Linked DNA regions of Homo sapiens: region 2 is linked to region 1. The links are chromatin contacts, found by Hi-C or POLR2A ChIA-PET in ENCODE. All regions are on one chromosome and are shown on one strand. The core of a region is the stretch at or near the end of the contact, and the rest is flanking DNA. Distances in the headings are between cores, read along the strand shown.

Evidence for each region. Hi-C counts contacts between places; a loop is a spot of excess contacts on that map. ChIA-PET counts read pairs that join two places held with the same protein, here RNA polymerase II (POLR2A). Pooled maps may share reads with other maps.
Region 2: a loop to region 1 is called in a pooled map, with 3 times the contacts of the local background. The contact joins two enhancer-like sites. A Hi-C loop is called at or near these places in 4 of 50 pooled maps. POLR2A ChIA-PET finds 5 or more read pairs at or near these places in 3 of 52 experiments (AG04449, BJ and activated CD4-positive, alpha-beta T cell).

Annotation. Positions count from the first base shown.
Region 1 is chr3:115,238,595-115,241,688 of GRCh38, reverse strand. No RefSeq gene overlaps it. Among named protein-coding and RNA genes, the nearest start is that of ZBTB20, 93 kb to the right of the region's middle. RefSeq lists an enhancer at 1,202-2,401. Within about 2 kb of position 1,833, at least 12 of the 41 ENCODE cell types and tissues checked have a DNase peak (open chromatin) inside an H3K27ac peak, as active enhancers do.
Region 2 is chr3:115,279,485-115,282,765 of GRCh38, reverse strand. It overlaps the pseudogene EIF4E2P2. Among named protein-coding and RNA genes, the nearest start is that of ZBTB20, 130 kb to the right of the region's middle. Within about 2 kb of position 1,990, at least 2 of the 41 ENCODE cell types and tissues checked have a DNase peak (open chromatin) inside an H3K27ac peak, as active enhancers do.

The DNA of each region.
Region 1 (3,094 bases), core at 584-3,083:
ATCTCAAAAGGGACCAATAACAACTTTTGGGCAGGTCCTTCTGGAAGTGAAAGAAGAAAATATGAGGGGACTTTTATAGCAGTCATGATCCAGGGACTATTATGACGGCAACTCCTCAGGTACATATACATATTCCCCTAAAATATTCTAGAGGACTCTAAGAGCCAGTTTGAGAATCACTAGTCTAGGGTCTACAGATTATCACTTTCATCAACATCATCATCATCACCATTATCGTCAATCGAACATTACCGTTAAACATTGTGTGAATCTCAAACTGTCTGTATTAGGAATTGTGATTGGAGACAGAGAGAAAGAATAATCCCTTACCAAGTAATTTCAAAGCAGAGAAAATGAAATGAAAATTTGTTCTACATATCTCAACATCTGTCTTCAAAATTTAAGATGCCTTCTAGGAACATGCTAATATCCTTTCATCTCTCTTATCAACTTACTTATTATCTCATAGCAAGAACTTGGAGTTCTTTATGTCATTGCACATATAATTCTATAGAAGTCACTCCTCTCTTTTCATGTTCTTCCCTCCTATTGCCTCCAACACCATCTGTATTGTACAAGTAGTATCCTATAGATTGAGCTGAAACACACCTTTCTGTTTCTGTGCTGTTCAAGCTATACCAATAAAAACCAATACACATAGATTCCAATATGCTTCACAATCTATCATACATATGCCATTTTACTAAACACACAGAGTAAATGGAAGTATAAGTGGTACTTTTTAGCACTGAGTACAGGGTAACAACAATTTTTGTCCTTTTGTTCCTTGTGTTATGGCTGACACAAGACATAGATAAATTAGTACTTCTCAGAGTGATAAGACACGTTAGGGTCATTTTGGAGAGAATACAACCATGTCAGTTCACTGTACCTCTTTCATTGCTATTAAACACTAAGCCTTTGGAAGCAGAAGGGTTTAGTTTTGTTTTGTTTACTGTTTTGATGTACACTCCTTTCTGATTTAATTGCCCTAGCCTAATCATTCTAATAAGATGTTCCAATGGATAAGAGACTTGTGAAACCAGTAACTTCACTAACACCACAATTGTTATTGTATCCAGTCTTATTACCATTTTCCCTTAAAGTCAACTGATACATAATCAACTCCATAAAATACATGAGAATCTATATATTAACGCTCATTCTTACAAACGTACAGTCTTTTTGTATTATTCACCCAAGGAGCAATTATTGAGCATTTATCATGCACCCCTTCTCTCGTACCAAGCAATATACTCTGCTAGAATACAGAAATGCTGTATATATTTGGTAATACCAAAGCAGTCTCATCAGACCTCTCTCAGGATCTTTTGTTCAGCTCCTTTTCAATTCAGTTGCATCTGAACAGTTCACTAGATGATACCTGAAGAGAAAATAAAAACATAAAATTTATTTGTTTGAATTGTTCTCATAGTTGGGTTTATGTAACATAAAAAGTAATGATCCTAAATAATGTGTATTTTAATACACTATGATGTTGAAAGGCTCGATTCTATGCTGAGACACATAGGACTAGAATATAAAGTGTTTCCGGTAGAAAAATGAAGAGAGAGACAGAACATTGTTTTGCTGCTTTTAAATAAGCCACGCAAATAGCTCAGTCTAAAGGCTGTGTGTGTGTCAGTGTGAGATAATCCTGCCCTCTCCCTTCCTCTCTCCCACTTCTCCAGGGAAATGAGTCACACCTGCTCACTGCCCTTGATATGATGTTTGATATTCTGAATTCCCATCAGCCCTGCACAGCTAGGATGATGTCAGCACAGTTGACATTGTTAGATCCGTGCTCTGCGTACATCAACTCCCTGTCGCTCAGGCGTCAGCTGAATGTGGTGAAGGGGAGGAGGCATCATCATCTTAGCAACCAAGCCCACGTATCCAGGATCCAGAAATGGCATCTGGCACTTTGCTTTGGGGATTTCCAGCACTTCCCAGAATTTCAGCCAGATTAGAACACTTGCTCTGAATTAAAAAGAAATTACTCATCCTCTTCCCATCAGGATGTGTGTGCTTTTACAAAATTTTATATCAAAATGTTTGTCACCAAAGTATGTTTTACTGAAGTCCTCATCCCATTTTTCCTCAATTCCTCTGGGATATCCTTTATTGACTTTTAGAAATAATCTTGCTTCTATTTAAAAACAGAAAAGGTTAAATGAGACCCTTTTGTCATCCTTCCACCTCAAGTCAAAAATATATATAATGTGAACAATCAAGTTGTATGGAAAGTAGATAATTATGCTGATAATAATAATCTTCTAAGATGACTCCAGATAAAGTATGGCAGTATTTCTAGGTCTTGTTTTCAAATTATACCCATTTAACAAAAAATACAATAACACAATGAACTCAGACAGTTGCAATTCACATAGACATTTAATCATCTATTGATTATCTGGGAAAAAGGAAAGAGGGAGAACTTAGGGAAAAAACCTAAAAGGGTATTTGAAAGTGTTAGAGTAGAAGAACTATGGTAGTACCATGCCACCATGCCACAGCTGTCAGAAACCCCAACAATGGAGACTTAATGTCTACTTTTCCAGAGCAGTTTCTCCAAGTTATTGTGGGTATCTTGGCTGCTTCATATAAATGGTCCCAGTTGCTTTACAGCTATCTTATTGCTCCACTTACTTATTCCCAGAAACATTTCTGAGTACAATTCCTGTCTCCATAACACACGGAGTGAGGTGGGAGATTTAGGTATGTGCTGTGGTCAGAATATGTCCTCCAAAATTCTTGTGTTGGAAGTTTAATTTCCAATGCAACAGTGTTGGGAAGTTGGCCTTTTGGGAGGTGTTTAGGTGGTGAGGGCTTCTCCATCATGAATAGATTAAAGCCCTTATAAAAGAGACTTCAGAAGGTGTTCAGCTAACTTGCTTTCTTGCCCTTTTGCTTTCTGCCATGGGAGGACACAGCAAGAAGACCCTCACCAGACACTAAATTTTGGTGCCTTGATCTTGAACTTATCAGGCTCCAGACCTGTGAGAAAATAATTTTCTGTTCTACATAAATTACACAGTCTCAGGTATTCTGTTATAACAGCACAAAACAGACTAACACAGTAAGTAACCAGACA
Region 2 (3,281 bases), core at 741-3,240, 41 kb before region 1:
ATTTCCCCCAAAGGGTACTGATAAACCCTGCTTAGATCTCATACCTCCCTCTACACAATCAGTATCTGGGCCCTGGAGAAAGAGATACTCTGATTGGCCATCTTGAGTCTTTTGCCCACACCAGTGGCAGGAGGGACGGCCACATCAGAATCACTTGGTGCAGTAGAGAAGCAAATTCTAAAAGGAAGGAGAGCCAAGCAGACAAAATAACAGATGTCTTGACATCCTCATTCTTGATTACTGCATATCATGGTCTGTCTGCTGCTCTTGTTGCTCAACAATATCCAGCCAGGGCTCTTCCTTCAAGCTGTGTTCCAAGGAATCTTTACAACATGTTTTCCAGATTTCCATCTTGCACTTTTATGCTTTCATTTAAATATAGCAGCTTCTATGGATACTTCTCTTAACCTCCTGTTTTTCCACAGGAGCCCAACCCAGTGTGTTTGGGTTGAATCAACTCTTCCATGCTGAGAGATTGGAATGCATTTGACTCTTCAGTGGATGATTTCATCTGCCACTTTGGTGATATTAGTCCTAGGAAGTAACACTGCTGCCCACATTTGCCTGGTTCTCAGTTAACTCCCTTAGCAGGTGCCCTGACACAGCGAGAGGACAGGACAAACAAGTGAGCTGGACGGACTTGAATTATTAACCTCTACTTACTAGCCTAACTCATGTACAGTGCTGTTATAGCTCTCATTGAATTGCAGAGACTGATCACACTGTCTGAATTTTTTAGTCCCCTCAGGAAGCAAATACTTGTATTTTTTAGACAAATCCTAAGAACCTATCTAGTCAACGGTTTAATTTTACAAATAAAATAACAGAAGCCCTGAGAGCTTTTGGCCCAAGAACTGAAACTAAAACCTTAGCCTCTTATCTACTTACTGGTGCCCTTGACACTATTTTCTGATGCTTCTCTTTTTCTCAGATTTCCTTCTGGTTAGTGATTTGTCTATAAATATTTCTACCACTAATGAATATAAGTGTTTTCAAAATGCAAGTAAGTCAAGGTCACCATCTATTTGGTAGTAGATTGATGTCAGAGATGATATAGAGCTTAGTGAGGTTTGGATTCAGAAAGGTTCAAATTTGAGTCCTGGTTTCAAAAGTATTAGCTGGGTGACCTTGGCAACTTATTCAGAGTTTCCTCACCTATAAAATGTGGATAATAATAGTATCTCTTTCAGAGGGATATTGTGCAGAATAAATCAGATTTTGAAAACATTTAGCAAAATAGCTAGTAGTCTTGTCTTAGCTGTTTTATTAGGTTGCCTCTTTGGTCTATACTTTTGCAGTAGTCAAAAGAAAGGGTTTAGGAAAGGAAACCAGAACAGAGAACTTTGCAAACAGAAGAACCAGTAGTACTGAAAGTGGGATTTCATTTAATGCTGCTTAAGAAAATATTGTTTTTTTATTAAAATACCCCATATCACTGTGAAGGACTTTGGAACAGGGAAAGGAGGATGGTAGTTTCAGGATAAGAAAAGCAACCTTTGAGATTTTGCAAGCTAATGTTGAAATTTGCATCAGTATCTTGATCTCTTAAAACCCTGTGTGGAAAGGAGGTCAAATTAGGTTTGGGGCAGGAAAAGGATAGGGTAGAACAGGAAAGACTCATCAAAATGAGACTGCAGTAGAAAAAATAGAGATGTTCTTAGATAAGGTAAGAAAAAGCAATTGTGAAAGCATCCTGGGTTCAGGCAGGGAAAGGATCAAGTTTAGGAGATCAGCTGGACAGTTGATATAGTTCAAGACAGTGGAGGGTCCAGTGGCAAGAACAAGTAGTAAGAATCAGGAAATACTTTAAGAATCTGAATCCCACTCTAAGGAGATGGGACAATAAGACACTGGATCATAAATGGGAATTACTGGCACGGGGCTTAGCTTCTAAGAAATGAACTCATATTGCCACTGAGGCAAGGATTTCACACATTTCCTGTATAGGACTAGGACTGAAGCCAGAGTACTGCAAAGTACACAGCAGGACCGCATGGGGAGATTTTAGGCCAGAATGGGTAGTGAGGAAACAGCACCCTGTTTGTGAAGGAAGTTCTTCACAGTCTTTACAGGCTTTCACAAGAAACAGACATTTAAAAAAAAAACAGGGAAACATGAGTGCAGAATTTACAGAGATATTTTGGTACATGTGCCCAGAGGCATCTAAAAATACGGCCTTGGTTTTCAAAATTAAGAAAATAAACAGAACACATTAAAGATAAAGACAGTATCATACAAAAACCTAGCTGACATATTTGTAATTTTTTTTCAAGATTACTCTAAGGCCCCTTAGTTGCAGGTTTTGTCAAATAGGAAGTATATTTTCAAGTAACTTCAGTTACTCTATGGAATTTAGAGCCAGAAAGTTCTACAGTCAAATACTGTGGGAATTTAAAATTTGTAAGGATGAAAAAGTCTTCTGAAAGGGATGTCTTGGTTTCTTGATAAAGCAGAGCATCCATGTGGGCGGCAGGGAGTAGGGAGTGGGTAGAAATATGTGGACAATGTTTTGGTGTGGGAACAACTAAAGGAAAGTTGAGGCACCAAGTTTAATCAGTAAGGCCAATCAGTAGTTGTAGAAATCATCTAGTGGTTTCCTAAATGTGATTTATACAGATCCCCAAAACTCTGGAGTCCAAGAAAGCTTAGTCAGAAGCCTCTATATTCATTTCAACCAAAGTGACTCTGCATTTCTTCTCTCTTTTTTTTTTTTAAATTTAGCACCATTTATTGAGCAATCTCAGCTGTTGCTGTAGCTGCTGTGTGTCAGCCTGTTCTTAAAACATAAAATGCTCTTTTAATTATCTTGTCCAGGATAGAAGGATCTTCCAGGTAGCATACCAACAGAACAAGAGACTCTAATGACACCAGCTTCAAGGATAGTGCCATCCAGAGATGGAGAGGGTCATGGCACATTCAACCGCAGCTTCCAGAGGTTTTGATAAAGGAGCCTTTGGGAGCCCAGGCTGCCTGGCGTTTTGATGCTGTCGGTGTGAGTTTTGTATTTCATAATGGTGTTGGGAGATAGGTTAAGCACTCGCCAAAGTGTATCCCAGATTCACGTTGTGGTTGCTTGGTCACTGGCAGTCTTTTCCATATTGAAATAATGTCCTCTTGACAGTGAAGAGAGACCACAGCCCCACAGATCTCCTCCCCAACCATGAACTTTTCCCCCAACATGGCCAAAATGAGATTCTCCCAGCAATGGGAGATCAAGCCCTTCCGCAGCCAAATAATCCTCTTGTCACCATTTTTATTTGCATTATCCTCCCACATGGGTT